Regions from separate parts of the Homo sapiens genome. Here region 1 is linked to region 2. A link is an interaction called in ENCODE POLR2A ChIA-PET data of the cell type or tissue named here. Cell type or tissue: IMR-90. All regions are shown on one strand.

Region 1 (4,000 bases), 200 kb before region 2:
ATGCTGAACTGTATGGCAAATCCCAGGGACCTACTCTTTTCGACACAGCATCTGCACTGCCAAAGAATCCCTCAGCCAGAAACTAGAGATTCCCTAGGAAAAAACTCATGCTGATATGGAAATAAATAACGTAGAGATCAAAGCAATGCATGTAAGATGTCCCAATGGCCCCAACACGAAGCTTCAGCTGAATTCAAAAGTAGTAAAGTAGCAATAATAATATTTTTTTTTACTGGGATAGACGTTTTCCTCTTAAGAGCTCATAACCCATGGTAGCTTATATAAAAGCTGATATGCTATTCATGTGGGAGATCATTTTTAAAATAATGGACAACGAAGCAAAAATCACTGAACTGTTCTAGTGAGAACACTTTCACTTCAACAAATACTTAGAAAGTGTGATGGGAATACTTTTGCACAAACCTCTTAGTTCAGTTTTGACCCTATGGCCTGACATGCCCAGCCAAGGCAAAAATGTTTAATTAAGAGAAATGGGACTTTTAAGTTCTGTCAAGTTCTGTCTTTCTTCCTGTCTCCTTCCTTCCCTGCATTCCTTTTTCTAAAATTTTCACTTTTATCTTATGACCTAGCTGCCTCTTCCTGCTTCCCACCAAGAACTTGATCCCATAAAACTGGCCCTTCCCTGATACCCTTGCACATCTGGTCTCCCCAGGATTCCATTTCCCCTAAGACCAGCCCAGGGAAGAGCTATTCATGTAAACCAACCTCAGGAAGAAGTTATTGGCCTAGTGATTTTTCCCGATCAGATGAGATTTACACTCAAATGGTTGCCTTAGATACATTTCAACACACAATGTTATCAGTTGAGCCAAATAACTATGGAAGAATTTACTGACCACAAAATGTAGTAGCCTTTTTATATCAAAGAGAAATAAATGATTTTTAGAGCACCTGATTTGTACAAGGTGTCCTGTTAAACTCTTTGAAATGACACAAATACAGCACTTAACCATCCTGAGTCCGAGGACTGCAGACTTCATGAAAGAAGTAAGCCAAGCATCTTCAGTGTGGGGCTGGTATGTGGCACAGGGAGGCATACAGAGACGTGAATGGAAGTTCTCTGTATGGAGGAAGGGCTTGAAAGGGTTTTCCCCTAAGTGAAGGGATTGAGGAAAGATTTGCTAAGTAGTGCTTTTGTCTGCGTTTTTTTGAAGGGTTGAACAGGTATAGGGAGGATTAGGGCAGATTAAAAAATCTTGAGCAAACGTGAAAAGTCCTACCAGGTGGTTTGCTCCCTTAGACAGCCCTCAGGGATGTCACAATGATGGAAGGCTCTGATGGCACAGACAAGGAAAGAGGGCTCCCAATGTCAGGCTTCCAACTCACAGCCTTCCTGCCAACCAGTGTAATCCAGGCTGGGAACCCAATTGCCTCCTGATGGATGTCATGGATAGAGCTATGTGGGAGAAGAAAGGGTCAGAAAGACATGTTCAGATTCCATGTGACAGGCCCCAAATGCTATGCCAAGGAGTTTGAACTTAATTCCACGGGAAATAGGGAGCCTCAGAAAGCATGAAAATGTTTTCAGACTCCCACATGGGCAAGTGTGTGTGACTATGTGTGTGGGTGTATGTGTGAGTGTATGTGCAGGTTTGAGTCTGTGTGTGTGTGTGTGTGTTCATATGTGGATCTGTGTGGGTGTATATAAGTGTATGTGTCTGTGAGTGTGCATATGTGTAGATTTGAGGGTGTGTTTGTGTGTGTGCAGGTACGTGATATGTGTCTGAGTGCGTGTGTTAATGTGTGAATAGGGTGTGTGTTAGTCCATTTCAGGCTGCTACAGTGAAATACCTTGGACTGGGTAATCTATAAACAGCAGAAATGTATTGCTTACAGTTCTGGAGGCTGGGAAGTCCAAGATCAAGGCGCCAGCAGTTTTAGTGTCTGGTGAGGGCCCATTCCTCATAGATGATGCCTTGTATGTTCCTCACATGGCAGAAGGGGAAGGGGCAAACAAGCTCTGCCAAGCCTCTTTTATAAGAGCGCTAACCCTATTTATGAGGGCAGAGCCTTCATGACCTAATCACCTCTCAAAGGCTCCACCTCTTAAGACTACTGCATTGGGGATTTTGTATCAACATATAAATTTGGGGGGGCACAAACATTCAGGCCATAGCAGGGGACAGGGACAGTGGGGGAAGGTGCTGACAGAGACGGCCTAGTCAGTGTGGAGGAGAACTGAGCTTCATGCAGTGGGGACTTGATGGACTCTGATCTCAATCAATAGTTCCACCTGATTCTTGATGTATCCCAGCCTTGGGAGGGAGGGCTGTCACCCTGAGGGCCTCTGCTGCCCAACCAGGAGCCAAGCCTCTGGCATTGACTCTCTCTGACATCCCCTGCCTGTCACTGAAGGCTGTCATTCACCCCCGCTTGCTTCTTCCCTTAGGGAATTGCAGGTCTTCCTCTTCTCTTCTTCCTGCCCTATTTTTATTTTATTTTATTTATTTTTTGAGATGGAGTTTCGCTCCTGTTGCCCAGGCTGGAGTGCAATGGCATGATATCAGCTCACTACAACCTCTGCCTCCCGGGTTCAAATGACTCTCCTGCCTCAGTCTCCCGAGTAGCTGGGATTACAGGCGCCCGCTAATTTTTTTTATTTTTAATAGAGACAGGTTTCACCACGTTGGCCAGGCTGGTCTTGAACTCCTGACCTCAGGTGATCCATCTCTCTGGGCCTCCCAAACTGCTGGGATTACAGGCTTGAGCCACCACACCCAGCCCTTCCTGCCATATTTTTTAAAAAACACGTATGTATACACACATACACAGATACGCACATGCACACATATGTACACACATATACATATATACGTGTGTGTACATATATAATTTTTAAAACAGAGAACAAGGAAGAGATATGTGATAGGGTTTTATTTTAATCCTGTTTTTTAACCTGTCATTGATTTGCAACAGGACCTTGGACATGTTATGCAACTCATTTCTTCACTCTATAAATGTTGGCCAAAAGCCTAATGCAGCCCAGCACTGTGTTGCCTCTTGCTGGAGTTACTTTTAGGAACAAAAACGGAGGCAGAGCTTACTAATAGGGGAGCTAGACATCACAACAAATTACGCCCATCTGGCAACTACATGGAGGAAAGGGCTGGGATCAAATGTACAAGGTACTATGAGAAAGTGTATTTGGGGGTCCTAATTTCATCAGTGGGGATTGAAGGAAGGGTCTTCCTCTGATAATTGGGGGTACTGGCACTGACCTGAAGGGGCTGCTGTGAAGATTACACCTGACTGTGTGTGCCCTGGTGCCTGATAAAACGGTGGTGATTATTATTGTGGTGGAGGCCCAGTCCTGGAGCACTGCAGGGAGGCAGCAGGGTGGGACACACAGAGACCACAGCAGCCAGACACGGTCACTCAGGGGCAAAAATGTCCAAGAACTGAAGCCCAGACCTGCGAGAGAGGCTCACAGAGCCAAGCCCGGGGAGGCCCGCCAGCAGGCAAGCCAATTCCCCTACTCCCAGTGCAGTAGGAGAGGTGCGCCGTAGCCACGGTCTCCAGCCCTCCCACCAGACGCAGCTCTAGCCTCTCTTTTCCACCAATTCACAGCAGAAACCAAAAGGTGAAATGCATATGAGAGAATCAAAGCCACGCACAGTTTTCCAAGTTATAGCTATCTCTCAGGTCAATCCCCAGTTTGAAGTCTCCCTTGCTTCTGAAGGGTTCAAAGTAGCTGAACACAACTTTTCCATTACCCAGCAGCTCCCAGTAACAGGAGATGCTCTGTGTTCCCTGAATCATTGGCCTATTGAAGATAATTTTAGTGGGGTGCTTTAAACTACGGTAAAAAAAAAATAGCATTTTTAACCATTGTAAGTGCACCGTTCAGTAGCAGTAAGTACATTTACATGTGGTACAACCAGCCCGCCATCTATCTCCAGAACTCCTTTCCCCAACAAAATGAAACCCTATACCCATTAAACAACTCCCACGCCTCCTGCTCCAGCCCCCGGCAGCCATC
Region 2 (4,000 bases):
TAGCACTTCGTTTTATTTACCCCCATTGCAAGATTGCCATGTGTATTATAATTATCTGTTTACTTTTCAGTTTCTCCCACTAAATGTCAGTTTTTATAGCATGAGTACAATACCTTGGCGCTTGAGCGCTCAGTAAATATTTGTGAATGAATGGACACAGACTACTAGAGTTTAGAGCTAGTAAACTTGATTGTTTTCGAAAGTAAATGAGCTTTTGGGATTCTGGAGTACAGGTTGTGGTTGAATGTCTTTCTGATGCTTCCAAACAAGCATTCTAGCCCTAGAGATTGCACCCATACATAGCAGCGTCACCAACCCAAGATTAGTGAGGCGTACATTTTGCCTCTTTTTTCTCTTTTCCCTAGTGGTAATGGATTTCTGCAAATTCGTCTAAACTTTGGCCCAGATTTCTTGTGTTGAATGGAGTACACATTGCAAATAGTAGGCTAGGTTTAGAGTTGAGTCCATAATAGCATGTCTCCTAGGAAATTTCTTGTGCACATTTTAAAAGAAAGGAATGTTAATCTGTCTGTCTTCTACGCAGTCCTTCTGCCCATTTTCAGGTAGATGGTAGATGTATAGGCCAAGTTTCTCTTCAGTATTTTTATATACCTTTCCACTTTTGAGCTTTACAAGACAAAAATACCCTTAGCCCTTACTATTCCAATGCAGATTTAAATATTAGGAGATTGGGTATTTTTAAAACCATATATTCTTTTATTTCCAGATCCATAGTGTGTGTGTGTGTGTGTGTGTGTGTGTGTGTGTGTGTCTATGTGTCTGTGTGTACAGATACATATATTGTGTTAGTCCATGGCAAATTAGTAAAGTTTGTAAAAAGAATGTCTTTCTCTGGTATTGTTGACACCAACATAGTAAGAATGTTTAAGTGCTTTGCATTAAGCATCTCAGGGAATAAGGAAAGGGAGCTGTATAAAATAATTCTTTGTCTAGTAGGACAAACTGTGTAGTTAACTGAGTCTCGTATAGAGGTGCCTGCCTCACATGATTATTGGGAGCATTAGATGAGTTTATGCATTATAAGTCATTTGACCTAGTGCCTAGCACTTAGTAAATGTAAGCTATTAATAGAAAATTTATTGCTATAAAATTATAAAAATAATAAACTTTAAACTTTATAATCATTTTTGTTATAACTCTTCACTTGGCTTTCTTGATACCATTCTTCCCAACATTTTCTCTGCCTGATTTTTCTGACTTATTCTAAATTCTTCATCCTCAGGTCTCCTCTCTCTTACCTTTTTTTCATTATTCCCTGTGTCAGTGTCAGCACCTTCTGCTGAAACTCACTACAGCGTATCTCTACAAAATCTCTTGCCTTTCTTAGGGAGGAAAGTGACACGATTCAGCCAGTTTTTAGGAAGCTAGCCAAGTTTGTTACCACTGTGAAATACAGTTTAGAAAGGCTTAGCCAGGCATAAGGCCTGTAATACTAGAGTCTTGAGAGGTTGAGGCAAGAGGATTGCTGAAGCCAGGAGTTTGAGACCAGCCTGGGCAACATAGCAAGACCCCATCTCTAATAAAAATAAAAAACTAACTCGGCAGGTAAAGTGCACCTGTAGTCCTGCCTACTCAAGAGGCTGAGTTGAGAGGATCACTTGAGCCCAGGAGTTCGAGGCTGCATATCTATGATTACATGACAGCACTCCAGCCTGGAAAATAGAGCAAGACCTTGTCTCTTAAAAAAAAAAAAAAGAAAACCTTAAGAGTAGAACAAGCAGTCAAACAAGAGGTCATGGTGTTAGGTGATTGCCCAGATAACACATACTTGAACAAGGACATTGTGGTGGAAAAGAGAAATTTTTGTGAAAGTAATCAGTGAAACTTTGCCATTGATTATATGTGGAGAGGAAAAGAATTGAGAACTCTGAGGTTTCTAGCTTCAGAAGCATGTCATTTATAATTAACAGAGAAATACATTAGTGAGTAGGAGGCAGTGAGTTGAGTTTTGGACAAGGTGACTTTAGGTTGCCAGCATGGTATTGTCAGGCTATTAGTTTACTTGTTCCAGTCCCACCCCTCCCTTCCGCCTCCCTCCTTCCCTCACTCGCTCACTGAATTCCATTGCTATTAGTCTAAGAACTTCCCTTTAGGAAAAGTAATTTTTTTTAGTCACAGTCAGCAGTAGAGCTTGAAATTTGTGGAGACCAATTCCCCATTTCCTACCCACATTCTCATTATCCTCTTTTGGTCCGTTTCCCCAGGGAAAAAGGTGAAGATTATTTAGAATAATATCTACTACCATCATTACTACCACCCCACCCCACCTCACCTCCAGGAAATTGGTAGAAAAGTTTATATATAGATATGTATGTATGTATGTATTATATATATAAAAAATATATGTGTGTATATATAACATATATATAATATTTACATACATATATTTGAGACAGGGTATTACTCTGTCACCCAGGCTGGAGGGCAGTGGTACAATCATAGCTCACTGCAGCCTTAACTTCCTGGGCTCAGCCTTAACCTCCCACCTTAGCCTCCCAAGTACCTGGGACTACAGACACCAGCCACCATGCCTGGCTAATACTTTTTTTCTAACTTTTTGTAGAGGCAGGGTTTTGCTGTATTGCACAGGCTAGTCTCAAACTCCTTGGCTCAAGTGATCCTCTTGCTTTGGTCTCCCAAAGTGCTGCGATTACAGGTATGAGCCACTATACCTGACCTAGTTTTTTATTTTTACATCAAATAAATGAAGCAACTTGGCAGGGCTCTTTGAAGAAAAATACAATTTTATGAAGTGTTTGTGATTAAAATATTAATAAGCAGAGTAACACCTCATTCATCTAGTATTCTTAGGTAGTAAGTACATAAAATGATTGAAACTTACTCCTGAATCTATTTTAGAGATTTTATAGAGATTTTACAATATATTATGTATATTGTGTGTAGATAAATATAGATATTCATACCTCCAAATCTATTTCTTTATAATGTTTCACATACTTTGCTGCTTTCTGAAATAGTAACACCTCCTCCCCTCCCCCACTTTTACCCTGCATACTAAACCTTTTCTGGAAGATAGAAATAAACATTTTGTTTCAGAGCTTCAGAATGAGTCAGGAACCCCGGGTTCTAGTCCAGGGCCTGGCACTAAGTTGCTATATGAGAACTGAATCATAGATTCTAGAACAGTGCCTGGCACGTAGTAGTGCTTAACCAATATGTTTGGAATGAATCATTGTCTTGTGCTGACTTTAGTGCTCCTTCCTTGATTTATTACTTGGAATTCATTGCTGCCTAGTAAATAAGCTTCTGGGTTCTTAATTAAATAGGAGTATCTAGGTTCTGATAGAGGTGAACTATAAGCCTAATTTATGTCTGTTTTAACTCCTTAGTGGAACTTTTGGCTTATCTTGATGTATTTTCTGGTACTCGAAGTTGCCAAACAGATGATCTTCTGTGCTTGATTTATTGGGGGCACTTGCTGAGTACTTTATATGTGCCTATATTATGTATATGCAGTGTTCTATGTGTAAGCACATAGCACATGTCTCCGGGGATCTTATAACTTAGATGAAGAGACACAGAAGTAGACTGTAAGAGAATAATTAAATGTTGATTCATAAAGCATTGACCTACAGCTACATTAGTAGTTGTAGGAAAAGATCCATGTGGGCTGAAGCAGGATAAAAAGAATTCAAGTAGAAGGTGAAATTGGAATTGGTTTTGAAGAGGTAGTTAAGATTTTGATAAGCCTCAAGGTGAAGACATAACATTCTAAGCAAGGGCAGTAGTGTAGTAAGCAAAGAAAGGAAAGTGTGGGTTGAACATGTTCAGACAGGCCTGCCCAGATTCCTAAGGGTGTGGGGACTGCTGGGAAATAGAAGCAGGTGAATTTAATAGAGTAGTTTTAATCTGCAAGACCCTGAAGGGATCCAGGGATACAATTTAGAGGGCTGCATGCATTTAGATAAAAAAAAAAAAGTGACATCTTTATATTTTTATGAACTTTGAACTGAAATTT

What was found. ChIA-PET counts read pairs that join two places held together with the same protein. Peaks named below come from ENCODE experiments on the same cell type or tissue, not always from the same donor. Only the 100,000 strongest peaks of a DNase experiment are listed, where the experiment ranks them.
Region 1: POLR2A ChIA-PET joins it to region 2 with 6 read pairs; 3 of 35 experiments call an interaction of 5 or more read pairs at or near these places.

What each region holds. Positions count from the first base shown.
Region 1 is chr6:149,134,818-149,138,817 of GRCh38, forward strand. No RefSeq gene overlaps it. Among named protein-coding and RNA genes, the nearest start is that of UST-AS2, 100 kb to the left of the region's middle. In IMR-90, no CTCF peak of the experiment used is centred here; no DNase peak of the experiment used is centred here; H3K27me3 peaks cover 182 bases.
Region 2 is chr6:149,332,975-149,336,974 of GRCh38, forward strand. All of the region lies in intron 1 of TAB2 (TGF-beta activated kinase 1 (MAP3K7) binding protein 2), which reads left to right. Among named protein-coding and RNA genes, the nearest start is that of TAB2, 17 kb to the left of the region's middle. RefSeq lists an enhancer at 3,739-3,888. In IMR-90, no CTCF peak of the experiment used is centred here; DNase peaks (open chromatin) are centred at 1,387, 2,077 and 3,167; H3K27ac peaks cover 418 bases.